2 separate regions of the Homo sapiens genome follow, and region 2 is linked to region 1. The links are chromatin loops, found by intact Hi-C in ENCODE. Cell type or tissue: A673. All regions are shown on one strand. Each heading gives the region's core, and the rest is flanking DNA. Links, peaks and the distances in the headings are about the cores only.

Region 1 (7,518 bases), core at 1,729-6,728:
ACTTAAATGCTTTTAAGTAAATGTAAAATATGTATAATATATTGCATGCACATTATGGAAAGTGGAGTGGTAGTTGATAAGCGTATGGCTTTTGGACTCAGAATATGAGTACAGGGATTATGCATTTACCATTTCTTATCTGCATGCCTTCAGACAAGTTTCTCAGCCTTTGTAAATTCCTGCTTCCTCGTGTATACATGGACACCATTGGAGTAGCTACTTTGTAGAATTGCTGTGAAGATTAAATGAGAGCATCTGAAGCACTGAGCATGAAGCTTTGCTCATGGGAAGACCTCCATGACTATTAGCTATTATTTTTGCTGTTGATGTTGTAAACAGACTTGGAGGCGGAGGGCTATGCAGTAAGTTGATTTGAAGGAGAGCAGTAGAGGGTGAGAGAAACAGAGGGGTAGAGAAAGAGGAAGATGGAAAAGAGAAAGCCGGGTACTCAGTAAGTAGGTTTTGAAGTGCAGGGTCACCGTGTTTGTGACACTAGGCTTGGACATTGCCATTGTCTAGGAAACTAGTCTTTGAAATGCATAATTCCCCATTCTTTATTTAATCATTTATGAGTAAGTAGCTTGACTGGTTCTATTTTTAAATATTTATCATTCAACTTTTAAGATATACAAAAAGGCTCAAAGAATAATAAAGTAAAGCATTACATACCTATCACCCAGCTTCATGAGCTGGGTTTGTTTTTATTGCCAATAGAGTTGCTTCCCTTTGTGTAGCACTCTTTCCTACTTGCAGACTACCTTAAATTTCTTAAACCAGTTCTGTGAGTTTTAAAATATTTTTATTATACACGTGTATCTCTTTAAGCAATGTATAGTACTGAGTATTCTTAGATGTTTTCCTGTAAGATGTATTTACAGGGTTCAGATTTATATAAATAGCGGAATACTGTAGTGTGCTGCTCACACCTCTCTTGCTGCTAAACCTGATGGTTGTAATTTATCAGTAATGTTACACATGGAGCAGTTCATTCATTTTCATGCAGTAGAGTATTCCGTGGCGTGAATGCGACACAATTCACTTATCACATTTTCTGCTGACAGATATTTATTTACGTGGTTTCTTTTTTTTTTTCTCCCCATTACCAACAATGACATTATAAATATGCAGGTGCATTAGTTCTGGTACAAACGTGCAGACGTTTCTCTAGGGCAGTGCTTTCTCAATCTTTTCTGAATTATGACATATGTAGAAAATAATATTTTCAGGGTGTTCACAGCTGTATCAACAGGCCCAAATCCTCCAGGCCTCAGGTGTTTGTACAGCTGAATAGATTGATATCTCAGGCACACCTACAACTCAGTCAATCAGTGGGGAAGTTCTGCTTAAGGCCGACCTTGGAGTGGAATGGCTTAGTTGTACGGTGTGCATATTTTTACCTTTACTCAATATTGCACTTCTCCAAAATCATGGTGCCATTTTTACATCTCAACCAGCAGCATCTGAGTTCTCATTCCCCCACATTTTATGAACTCTTGGAAATATTTTACTTTCACCATTTTGTCAGTCTGATCCTCTTCTGCTTTTATACCTTGACTTGATACCTTTTGCCATATATTGTGTTTTTTTGCTTTTTATATTGATTTGTAGAAGATATTTTTATATACTTACTGTAATCCTTTGTCAGTTTTATGTGTTGCAAATATCTACCCCCAGTCTATGAGTTGGTTTTCCACTGCATTTTCATGAATATGAGTACCAAGTTGTGATGTTGTCAACTTGAACCATTTTTTCCTTTGTTTTCCATTTCTCATCTTGTAAGAAATATTCTTTTATATTTACTGCTAATATTTTTTTAAATGTTTGCTTATTTTTGTTTGTAATATGAAGGAGGAATCTAATTTTAAGTTTTCTATTTGGATAAGGAATTATTCCAGGGTCGTTTATAAAATGTTTTTTACCCCACCACAGATCTGCAAGTGCAACCCTGTCATATATGGAACAGCTATTTGTTAAGTTTATTTATCAGAATTAAACATAAATCAGAATAAATAAAAACGTAAAACCTGGAATCCCCCCTTCTGCCCATAAAACAATTACAAATCACCAGATTAAAAGAAGACTTGGGTTCTGAGCCAAACTGGAAGTGAGAGCCCTGGCAATAGTTAATTATGATATATGACCTCGGATCAAATGTGTTAGACTTTTTGCCTTTGAGCACTGGTTTAAGTTTCTCTGCCTTGTGGGTTTGTGAGGAAGCACATAAAGGATGTAAGGGAATAGAGGATCCCATCTCTACAGATAATCATCTGGCCTCATGCAACCAGCATGCCACTTGTTGGAGAAGTGTGTTCAAAACTCATTTCTGGTTCGTGCACCTGTGGCCCTTGGCGGCAGGTCCTGTAACACACAGCCTGACCACTGATACAGAGGAGGCCCCTGGGACTGCTTTCCTTATAAGGGTCCTGCGCCTTGGTAGAATTTAGATTTGGAGTTGCAGAGACTCAACTCAGGAAAGCAAGTCTTTAACCTCTTTGACCTTGGTTTTCTCACGTGTTAAGCTCAGGACGTGGAACCGGTGATTTCTCATGCCTTTGATTTTTAAGAGTATGTGGAATAGAATTGTGCATAACTGTGAATCACAGTCACTGTAGAACCACAGGGCTGGCTGGTAGCTTTCGGAATCTGTTAGTGGCTTTCTCTTTGCTCTTTGAAAGATTGGTGCTGTTCCATTTCATGATGCCAGAAAGTCATGTTGGGAATTGGTGTTAATTTTTCTGGGCTCAAAAAATCCTGTTTCTTGACTATTTTTCCTACTTCTTTCCATAATGTGAGCTATTCTGCAAACCAAAGCACTTTAGTAAAACTCTCTACTACTAGAAATGTGTTTAACATTATTGGTGTGTTTTCAACAATACACATCAAACTTTGAGAGCCACTCTTGTGAGTGAAATTGCTGTGGAGTATGGAGTGAGAAGTTATTCTTTGATCTATTTTAGGCTACTTGCAAAGAAATATAATAGAATGGCTAGAAGAGCCATCTCTGGAGTCAGGACAGAGTATCTGTGGCCAAGAATTAGCAGGATGACCCTGTAGAAGTTATTCACATAACTGAATTTTTAATGAGATAATGCATGTAAACTACTAAGTTTTAGATGGTATAGTATCTGATCAGTATACGGTAGCTACTTATTATTTGAATATGTTCTCTAATTCCTGATTGATTTGTATTTATTAAAGATTATTCTACAGATTCAACTTGTGCTGATGTCTTTCCACTGGCTACAGAAGATTCCCAGTTTACTTCACGTATCTGAAAAAAAGAATTTCTTATTTAAATTTACCCCTACACAACTGGAGGCAGGGGGGCAGTGTGTGGGAAAGGTGAATTTTTATAGAAGTATAAGTTCTTCTGAAAGGGACCCAAGCTAAAGTTTCCACGACAGGGTTTCAAATTCATTTTTTAAAACGGGGGCAGCACATCCCGGTTCTGATTTGGAAACAAGCATTGCTGCCTGGAATGGATTAAAAACAGAAGATCTCTACTTCTGCATCCATTTGTACCTTACACAGGGATGCTTTTAAAAATATTTAACAACTGTGACTGGGTGCAGTGGCTCACGCCTGTAATCGCAGCACTTTGAGAGGCCGAGGCAGGAGTATCACTTGAGGTCAGAAGTTCGAGACCAGCCTGGCCAACATGGTGGAACCCCATCTTTACCAAAAATATAAAAAATTAGCCGAGTGTGGTGGCATGTGCCTGTAATCCCAGCTACTCAGGTGGCTGAGGCAGGAGAATCGCTTGAACCCAGGAGGCAGAGCTTGCAGTGAGCCGAGATAGCACCACTGCATTACAGCCTGGGCAATGGAGTGAGACTCCATCTCAAAAAAAAAAAAAAAAAAAAAAAAAAAAATTAACAACTGTATGGCGTGGCAACAGCTGGTCGGGGAGGTTGCCTACCATTGCCCTGTTGGAACAGATTTGTAACTCCTTTAATTGTAGGATCCTGGTGAGAGTTTGGGGCCGTTGATGTAATAGGACACATTTGGGGGCTTGTAGCAGTGGCTGTTTGTGAATTAGCAGGGAAGCATTTTGGTGTGGCAACAACTGGGATGGCTGTGCCTGTGTGTACTGGCTGAATGTCCCTGTGTCATGTCCACGCCAGGGATTTTTTGCCCAGTTTGTCATAGAAGGAAGGTAGAATGTAATGCTTATGCTCACGATAAGAGTAATACGAATTATTTACATGGATTTAGTTTTTTAGAAAATTATTGGCTAAAAATCATTGGGTCTTATTGGTTGTAAAGTGCTGAACCCACTGTGCAAAAATCAAGACACTTAGAATACAAGAAATACTGAGACTTTTTCCCTTCACGGAGATTCCCAGTATGGTATTCATGGGGGCAGTGACATCTAGCGTTCCCTCCCAAGATAGCAGGCACTCTGAATGAAGACAGTGTGTTTATTTCACAAGTAGCCTACAAACTCAGTTATTTCATCCAGGGCCTGAATTTTACCATTTTTGAAAGTACGTCACATTCATCTAAGTGAGGGGGCCTGGTTTGTTCCAAATTTTCATGACCATCGGAGCGGGTCTGACGGTGAGACCAGACATTTTGCTTGTATTTCTGGTTCAGCTCCAGCTAGGGCTGAACTCAGGGGGCCCCCTGGAAATGGGGCATTTCTGGGACCAATCTGAGGATTTGCAAAGAATTTTAAGTAAGCACAAAACTTTTGATTAAAAAGGAGGGCACAAACTGAAGCCCAGCCTTTGTTTCTAACACACTTTGACAAAATGGTCATTTTGAATTAGATATGATTAGAAACCTCTTAAGAAATAAAAATGAAAACTCGCCAAACTCTTTTATGGCTATGCATGTTCTGTCCTTTGCTGCTCTGTGTCAGATAATTTTTCTTATACTTGGGATGTCCTGAATATGTATTTTATTTGTGCTTTTTGATGAGCACAGCACTAAGGAAATAAGCGAGGTGAAGAATTTAAGAAAGCAGACGGATCTTTTTAGGAGGCTATAAATTTTCCGCGTCCCTCCACTGCCCACTCCCAAGGCCATGTTGATGTTTAAGAGAAGCCTGTGGTCTGGTTTTTCAGTCTCGTGTTGGTGCCAAGTCAGTGCTTTCATTGTTTCTTACTGAGATCGGGTCTAGATGCTCTGTGAACAATTGTGCTTATGGTTATGTAGACTTTTAGAATCCTTGGTGATTGTCATTCTATAATTCTCTCCTGTTATTTTAATTTAAAGTAAGTCTTGAGGCCAGGTGTGGTGGCTCATGCCTGTAATCCCAGCACTTTGAGAGGCCGAGGCGGGTGGATCACCTAAGGTCAGGAGTTTGAGACCAGCCTGACCAACATGGTGAAACCCCGTCTCAACTAAAAAAAAAAAAAAATAGCCAAATGTGTTGGTGCATACCTGTAATCCTAGCTACTTGGGAGGCCAAGGCAGGAGAATTGCTTGAACCTGGGAGGTGGTGGTTGCAGTGAGCCAAGATTACACCATTGCATTCCAGCCTGGGCAAAAAGAGCAAAACTCCATCTCAAAAATAGCAATAATAAATAATAAAAAATAAACTAAGTCTTGAATGCTTCTCTGAGATTCTTGAGTATAAGCACTATCTGGTAAAGTCCATCAAAAGAAGAGCATCTCTGTGGATCCCTTGAGCCCCTTTAGTCTTAAGCAAACCAAAAAGCTACATGGTGATTATTATGAGTGGACATATCCCACGTAAGCATGTACAACAGTCTTAACACCTGATTTCATTAGATATGGCAGTAATACAGCTCTAGAATGACTCTATTTCGGTGGTTTATAGACACTTAGTTTTTGTAAAACACTTGTTTTTCTTTCTTTGTTTTTCAGTGATAGCTTGTGCAGAAGAACATAAATGCAAAGCTTGTTCATTGAGACTGGAGAGAGGAAGGCCAGAGTGCCATCTGCTGGCTCCTTCCCATTCTCTCATAACCCCTCATGGCTTTTAAAAAATCCATTATGTGAAATTCAGCTATTCCTTAATCTCTCCAAATTCCAAAACAGAGGTCTCATGAAAAATTCCTTAAAAGCAAGCATAAATAAATACATTGAGTTATACATTTCTGCCCAGGTCATAGGACCAATGACAACCTACATGTGAGACCAGGTCAGAATGGAAGTGCTATAAGTATCTTATTTAACCAGTTCATTTATTTGGGTCAAGTTGAACTATTTTCTAGCAATAACCCAGAGATCCTTTCTAGGATATAAATAGAACCTTTTTATTCATTTATCTTTTCATACGTTTATTGAATAAATATTTACTTCACCTCTGCTCTAGGCAGGCATATGAGATGCATTGGTGAGCAAATATTTCTTGGGACCCTGTGTGCACCCCAGGAAATCCCCTTCCCACATGGGGCTTCCATTTTGGTTGGTAGATAAAGCTATAAACAAATACTATAAATAAGTCGGCTGTGCAAGCTGGCTCACACCTGTAATCCCAGCACTTTGGGAGGCCGAGGCTGGTGGATCACCTGAGGTCAGGAGTTCGAGACCAGTCTGGCCAACATGGTAAAACCCCATCTCTCCTGAAAATACAAAAATTAACCAGGCAGAGTGGTGTGCGCCTATAGACCCAGTAACTCGGTAGGCTGAGGCAGGAGAATCACTTGAATCCAGGAGGCAGAGGTTGCAGTGAGCCAAGATCGTGCCGCTGTACTCCAGCCTGGGCGACAGAGTGAGACTCCATCTCAAAATAAAGAAAGGAAAATAAAATAAACAAGTCAATTGTTTAGTATGGCAAAATTGTATAAATGTTATAGAAAAAAAGAAAATGGAGATGAGCATAAGGGAAGTCAGAGTGTGTATTTCCATCTTAAGCAGGGAGGTCAAGATGGTCCTCACTGACAGAGTGACATTTGAGCAAAACTTGATGTGAGAAAATAATCACATGCTTATCTAGGAGAACATTCCAAGCAGAGAGAACAGCCATTGCGAAGGCCTAAAGACCATGTGACTGGTGTGTTCAGATATACCAAGGCCAGTGTAGCTGGAGCAGAAAGAGGGAAGGAGGAGAGGTGGGAAGGGGAACCAGGCCAGTTCATGCACTAAAATATGTCTTGTGACCCTGTCTCCACCCCAGGAAATGCTTGCCCCTGCGTTACCCTTGGTAGCCTTTTCTTGGTTGAGATGGTGGTGCATGCTTTAGTTTCTCAGTAAGAATTTCACACTACTAGGAAGAGCCCCTTGTGTCTTCGGTATAATACTGGGTCATGACTGATATGCTCTTCATTCCCTGTATTATATTTTGCAGGACATTCTAAAGGTTTGGGGGAGAACTGAATTCTAACAGATGGTGCACACTGCTGTTGTGATCACAAAGGCCTGAGGCAGACCACTTCAGTCTAACATGTCATTACCAATTTAATAGAAATATTTCTTGTTGGACTAGTCTCTAACAAATGTACATTGTTTGTGAGAATTGGTCTTACTGAATTCTGAAGGTATTTTTGTCCTTACTGGAGTGACAGCATAATATTTTGACAAATCAATTCAATTAAACAACCTACT
Region 2 (7,518 bases), core at 1,203-6,202, 370 kb before region 1:
TACACATTGGAGGTCACAAAGCATAGGTATTAACAGAATGTGGCTCATTCACCCTGTCTTCAGGTGGAAGGTGAAGCTAGTTTGGGGAGTACTGGTTTTTAAATCATATATTAGAGTAGCAAAACGCATGTGAAATGTATCAATGCCTACATTCATCCCTTTAGCAACGTTGACTTTATCTGGTTCTTTAATCAGTTTCCACTAAGAAATGGATAAGGCATAGCTGCTGAAAGTCTTCTTCAGTAGGCTGAGTTGAAGATATTGAGACAGTTTTAGTTCTGGGAGCACAGCATGCTGCCCATCTAGCTCTCCCATTAGCTTTTTCTCCTCCATTTATTTTTATTTTTATTTTTGAGACAGAGTCTCACTCTGTCACCCCGGCTGGAGTGCAGTGGTGTGATCTCCACTCACTGCAACCTCTGCCTCCCAGGTTCAAGCAATTCTCCTGCCTCAGCCTCCCAAGTAGCTGGGATTACAGGTGCCCGCCAGCTCCCCGGCCGATTTTTTTGTATTTTTAGTAGAAATGGGGTTTCATTATGTTGGCCAGGCTGATCTCGAATTCCTGACCTCAGTTGATCCATCCGCCTCAGCCTCCCAAAGTGCTGGGATTACAGGCGTGAGCCACCGTGCCCTGCCCTAATAATGTTTAGTGTGGCAGGTTTGGAACATCATGTATTCTTTCTTTTTAATAAATTCTACTTGTAGATTCAGAGATACATGTACACGGTTGTTACATACCTAGGTAAATTGCATGTTGCTGAGGTTTGGGATATAAATGATCCATCCCATCAACCAGGCAGTGAGCATAGAACCCAGTAGCTAGTTTTCCAAACTTTGTTACCCTCCATTCCTCCCCCATCTCATAGTCCCCAGTTTCTGTTGTTGCCATCTTTGTGTCCATGAGTACTCGGTATTTAGCTCCCACTTAGAAGTGAGAACATGGCTATTTGGCTTTCTGTTCTGCATTAATTCGCTTAGGATAATGGCCTCTAGTTGCATCCATGTTGCTGCAAAGGACATGATGATTTCATTTTTTTTTATGGCGGCATAATCATGCATTCTTTTCATTAGGTACCTCTCTTTGATAATGTAATCCGTTGTGACAACTGTTCAAGTTTTAAGGTGTAGCTTTATTAGCTGATAATGGGGGAAAGGGTTGTTTCAAAGAAGTATATTTGCTTTATCAACATTCTAAGTATTGGAATGATCCAACGATAAGAAAACAATAGACACCCATCGTGTCTTTTGCTCTGCAGTCAGTAAATATTTTTTTGTGAATGTGTAGCAAAAGACAGAATGGTGGTCCATTGAATCCCCAGGATGAAGACATGAGGAGACGTGGGAGGGATGCTATCTGCTGGGAATAGCTATAATAGTCCACTTTAACTTTTCCTTTTCCTCGAAGGAAGTCCATCAGCTGAACCTGGAAAAAGCTGTGTGTCACTAAATCCTGGAAAAAATGCTAAATGGGAAAATCTGGAATGTGTTCAGAAACTGGGCTATATTTGCAAAAAGGGCAACACCACTTTAAATTCTTTTGTTATTCCCTCAGGTAAGTGATCTATGGGATCTGAAGTGCCTCAACTATTAGAATTGAAAGATAAGTAACATTACAGCTTAGGTGTAACTGTTGGAATGCCGCCAGAGGTTTTGTGGATAGTTGATGGGGTAAACTTAATGATATTACTGCAATATTTCTGTGTGCTGGTTGCTAGTATTTCCTGAGTGTGCGGCGGTGTCTGGGCATTGTGGAGATCCTCTGACCTAAATAAAAATGTTACCTTCCCAATCAGTCCTCTGAGGTAGGTGTCATGATTCACATGCTATAGTTGAGGAAAAAGATATTCAGAGGATACAGAAACCTTGCAGACATGGCAAAACCGGAATCCAAGCTAGAAAGTCAACATTTGGAAGGGATGTTTATATTAGGTCCTCACGGCTCTATCTGGGCTTCCTTGCTATTCAGTGTAGCGTCTTATACTAAAGTTTTCATAAAATAGAATAAAATATCTAAAAAGTTGTAACTGAATTTTATTTATTTATTGAGACAGAGTCTCATTCTGTCACCCAGGCTGGAGTACAATGGCGCGATCTCAGCTCACTGCAAACTTCGCCTCCTGGGTTCGTGATTCTCCTGCCTCAGCCTCCCGAGTAGTTGGGATTACAGATGTGTGCCATCACGCCCAGCTAATTTTTGTATTTTTAGCAGAGATGGTGTTTCGCTGTGTTGGCCAGGCTTGTCTTGAACTCCTGACCTTGGGTGATCTACCCACCTCAGCCTCCCAAAGTGCTGGGATTACAGGCATGAGCCACCGTGCCTGGCCTGTAACTGAATTTTAAATATCGGCTAGACTTCAAGAAAAAAAAAAATCAATTGTGTTGTCCCTTACAATTTTATAGGAGAATAAACTACTAAGGCAAGAATTCTTTCTTCCAATTGATGAAAGACAAACTACATATTTTTTATTATTACCTCTTTTTGGAGGGACAGCGAATGCTTTAAATGGTTTAATTTATTTCTGTTTTTCTGCTGGAGGAAACTGACAATGTGGCATTCTTGTTTTTTTCTTCCCATTGGCTTTGAAAGCAATTTCATGTATTTTAAAATACGCTTGACATAGCTAGAGATTCAAAAGATACAACATGATAAATAATAAGGTTTTCCCTACCTCTCACCTGTAACACCCAGTTTACCTTCCTGGAGAATAATTGTTTCTGGGTGTGTATCCTTAGTTATTCTGTGACTATATAAACAAATATATTTATAATTATTTTTGTTTCATACAAATGGCAGTATACTATAATATGTTTTTATCCTAAGTTTTCCACTTAACAACAATTTTGGACATCATTCCACGTAGAATATAAACAGCTTCTATGTTTAATTTTATGGCTGTCCAAAAGCTATTGCAGAGACAGCACATATATTTTTTTGACCGATCTCCTGTGTAATGGATTTTTAATTTAATTTACTTCCAATCTTTTATTAATACAAACAGTCCTGAGGTAAATAACTATATACATTCTATGCACATCATTTCATGCATGTGATCATTCCTGGAAGTGGAATTGTTGGATTAGGGAGGAGATGTGTTTGCAATTTTAATTGATATAGATTTGGCCAAGATCCTAAATAGATATAGATGCGGGACCTGGATGTTGGGTTTGATTATCCTTTACAGGCTCTCCATAGTGACGGTGGGTATCTTTAGAGAAAGCTCACCATTTTTGCATTTTACCTCTACTATTCCTCCTCTAGGAGAAATAGTGTATTTTTTCCTTTTTTGGAAGCCTTCATTACAATTCTCTTTCTAAGACTTGGAATTTCCATGTTGCCAAAGAGGAGAATAGTTACTTTATAGTTTCTCTGGTACAGCACTCAGAATTCTGTAACTTGGCCTTACTGCTTAACCTGCCGGTGCTGGGATCCTCATGTGTAAAATGGAAATGTTCATGACTCTTCTTCCTGAGATAAAATTTTGTTCATTTCATCAAACACTCAGTACATTCTTATTCCTCCATGATGCCTTCTTCACTCGCTAACCACTTGATGTCAGTTTCTGAACATCTCTATACTCCCTGGATTAATGATTCTGTTTTATCTATAAACTCAAATAAACCAGAGCTTGGAAAAGCGTATCAGAGTTCAAATTATGCAGCATACGGGATTAGCAACAGCCTTAGGCAAGAATTCAACCTCAAACCCTGTGAATTATTGTAACACTAACCCGTTTGTCCATAATCCTCAGGTCTCTAGGGCTGTACTCTCTGGCTTAGCAGCCACTTAACCGCATGTGGCCACTGAGCACATGAGCTGTGGCTAGAGGAACAAATCATCTTCTGTGGCTGCCCCAGGGAACTCCCCTTCATTTCACTCAAGTTGGTTGTTTTCATGCTTTCAAATATGTTTAAAGTTCATCATTTCAGTTTTTGAAGGACAGCATTGGCTGATACTATTTTCAATTTCCTAGGTAGCAAAATTAAAATAACCCACCAGAGGGCTCCAAAGCTGTACTAAGCTTGCTTTCTTTTTCTTTTTCTTCTTTTTTTTTTTGTAACCACTGGAAGTGCACAGAATCTAAATTGTATTGAGGGAATAGAATTTTTTTAAATATGCATTTTTTATTACAATTGTACAGCATTTGAGCCTCATGACTGAGTAGTTACTTGTATGACTGCAGGGCACAAAATCCTGGGCTTAAACAATGATGTTTCAGATACTCTCCACCTTTAAGGGAAGATACGACCAATTCATCAAAGGAATAGTGAAGAAAGGTACCCTATAACGAACATATACTAAGACAGCCATTTGAAAACATTTAATATGAGCTTAAATAATATATACGTTCACTTTCATTTGGCAATATAGTCCCCTTCTAAGCAAAACATGTTGCCAAATTACTGTTTGAAATAGTATCTCTAGAATAGTAATAACAAGCAGCCATATATCAACTATAACTTCAATTCTTTTTCTCTTCCAATACTCAATACGCTTATATGTACCAGGCCCTGTGCCAGGCTCAAGGCAATAGGGATGAATAAACATCTGCCTTCAAATGTCTTTATTGTCACTTTCCCCTAGCTCATTACTATTAAATTTTTGCAGCGTATAATCAAGATTATACAATTTGATCCTATTAGTAGCGAGGCTGAGGATGTTGACAGCTGGTTTAATTAAATAATGATTGTGTGGTGCTTGTGATTTACAAGCACACTCTCTCTATTCTTTTCTAGTTCAGAAGAACATGGGGTGGGTGGTTTGATATTAGTGTTAGTACTAATCTCATTTAAAAATTTTCACCTATATGGGTACTCCTTTTCATGTGATGTGACTTGCCGAAGATCACACAACTTACCGCAAATTCAGGTTTTAGGAGTTATGACTCCAGATCCCTCTCCTAGTCACAAGCACGTGTCAGTTTTGGGTAGCAACTAAATGGTAGTGGGTCTGTTCTGAGGCAACAAGTGGCTGACTCATGTGGCTATGGTGGCGGAGGCTCCTTGGAGACCGTTTGTCCCCCAGCCATTCCAGCTCTCTACTTCAACACTAACCTGCCTCTCAAGAGTGACTGGCTCCCTAATGTCCATAGAATAAAGTAAATTCAAATCTTTTAGGGGATGTGTTTAGTCCCCCAAAGCTTTCAGGCCTCCAGCATTTAAACAGTGCATAACAGATGCTTAGTTCAGGTTTGCTGACAAGATTTAGATAATCTAATATGTATTAGTATAGTCTTGTTGTAGATATAACTTTTTAAAAAGAGATTTCCCATAGCCAAGTACAGTGGCTTATGCCCTGTAGTAGCAGCTACTTAGGAGGCTGAGGCAGGAGGACTGCTTGAGCCCAGGAGGTTGAGGCTGCAATGAGACATGATCACACCACCGCACTCTGGCCTGGGGAATAGAGGGAGACCTTGTCTCTTAAAAAAAAAAAAAAAAGAAAGAAAGAAAGTTGATAAGGTGATTTCCCATTTGATTAAAAAGTAGGTTATTTTGTTTTGTCTAAAAACCAACAAAATAGTATATGCCTTGTCTATTTTTGGTGAATATGTATGCTGCGAAAATAAAAACTAAATGTTACCTTTATTTGCCTAGTAACTATAAGCTGTTTCATGTATTATATAAAATGATTAAAATATTGTTATAGTTTTAATCAAATCTTTTAAAATTTTTTTCCGACCCCCCTTTTTGTTTCTAGAAAGTGATGTGCCTACTCACTGTCCTAGTCAGTGGTGGCCGTATGCCGGTCACTGTTACAAGATTCACAGAGATGAGAAAAAAATCCAGAGGGATGCTCTGACCACCTGCAGGAAGGAAGGCGGTGACCTCACAAGTATCCACACCATCGAGGAATTGGACTTTATTATCTCCCAGCTAGGATATGGTGAGAAACTTGACAGTGATAATATACTTGGCTTTAATCCTGGGAGCACCCCTTTCTACCCAACTCTGGAAAATTCTATCATAAACATCAAATTTAATCAATGTAAATCAATAATTCAACGAACAACGTATGAATTTAATCACAAATGCTGAAAATGCCACAATGTGAAAATTGTATAATAATTGAAAGAATTCTTATCACTGAAAGATAATTCAATTTCTTTTTCTTTTAATGTGTAATCCATTTATGGGTAGTTTTAAAACATTATTTTTTTCATGCATTATCTGGATGCAGAGCAGTCTACCTTACACTTGTGAACAATGCTTAATTCCTTGGAATTATCTGTGTGTGTGTGTGTATCTTCTTTTTTTAGGTCCATATTTTATCTCCTAAAAAAGATTTCTAAATGGACTGTTTCAGACTTTAGATTTCTTTTTTCTTTGTGAATTTAGCTGATGCTGGGAGGGTGTTGAACAGTGAAAAATATAGGAGTTTTTTTTTTTTTGAAATGGTTAGATGTCAGCCTAAACCTTTTAAAGGAATATATTTCTTGGCCAAGCTACGGTGGCTCATGCCTGTAATCCCACCACTTTGGGAGGCCAAGGTGGGAAGGATAGCTTGAGCCCAGGAGTTTGAGGCCAGTCCAGGGAACATAGCAAGACCTCGTCTCTACTAAAAAAAATTTTTTTTAAAGAAATGTATGTCTCAATTTTAGGTGCATAATTAAAAATACACAGAAAATGTACTAAGCAGAAAAAAATAGATGAATAAAATGAGCTGGGAATGCTTGTCCCGAAGATGAGCGGCTTGAGAAACAGCATAATGATAATGGGCACTCAGCAGTGCTTGTTGATTAAATGATGATCATTTTCATCTTCCACTGATGAGGCTGCTGAATAGCTGCAGCTGCTCTTCATTTCCCCCCAGCAAAACAAGAGGAAATGGATGGTGGAGATGGTGGAGACAGCTTCCTGACACATAGTGCCTGGAAACTGATTGGGGCTGGGGGAGGGGAGGAAAAAGCAACTAACAAATAGATGAGAAACAAATAGAGTAGTAGCAGAAAAAGACTTAAAAGTCCCCGAAACACTCCTACTTCTAGCACCTGCCAAATGGTATCCATCTTCCTGTGTTGACCCCATTGAGTGTCTTAGGCCACGAGAATAGCCCAGCTGCAGCCTATGAACAATTTCTTGGTTATTCTGTGTCTACTTATCCTGGAAAATTCACAATAGAAGATAATAATGGAATCAGAACTGGTATGTCTGAATAACAATTACTTAAATTTAGTGTGGCACTTATAGCCAGTAAAGTTTGCAAATGATTTAGCAGAAAACAGGTTAGTTAGGATGCTCTAGAACTGGAGTGCACATTTAACTCTACTTTGTATAACATAATGTAGTGAAAGAAAAAAACCTGATATTTTTATTGCTATAATTATTTTAGGAAATTGGATGGCCAAAGTTGCTTTGAAATTCAGCATGAGAATTAGTAAATAAATTAGAAAACCTTCCATTAAAAATTATTGATAAGATTTTATTTTAAACAATAAAATAATATTAATAAAAGTAAAGTTGTAAAGTTAAAATTATTGTTTCTAAACAAAAACCTAGAAATTTTTTTTTACATAATTGAGA

The links. Peaks named below come from ENCODE experiments on the same cell type or tissue, not always from the same donor. Only the 100,000 strongest peaks of a DNase experiment are listed, where the experiment ranks them.
Region 2: it touches region 1 in a loop (7-fold over the local background); 70 of 110 quality-filtered maps call a loop at or near these places.

Annotation. Positions count from the first base shown.
Region 1 is chr10:18,210,784-18,218,301 of GRCh38, forward strand. All of the region lies in intron 2 of CACNB2 (calcium voltage-gated channel auxiliary subunit beta 2), which reads left to right. Among named protein-coding and RNA genes, the nearest start is that of CACNB2-AS2, 47 kb to the right of the region's middle. In A673, for the core only: CTCF peaks have their summits at 4,390, 5,910 (motif pointing left) and 6,110; DNase peaks (open chromatin) are centred at 4,368 and 5,908; H3K27ac peaks cover 2,486 bases.
Region 2 is chr10:17,843,884-17,851,401 of GRCh38, forward strand. MRC1 (mannose receptor C-type 1) reads left to right here. Exons shown (of 30, transcript NM_002438.4): 6 at 1,406-1,552; 7 at 5,696-5,881. MIR511 (microRNA 511) reads left to right here and starts at 1,224; the gene lies at 1,224-1,310. In A673, for the core only: a CTCF peak has its summit at 3,992 (motif pointing right); a DNase peak (open chromatin) is centred at 3,998; H3K27ac peaks cover 693 bases.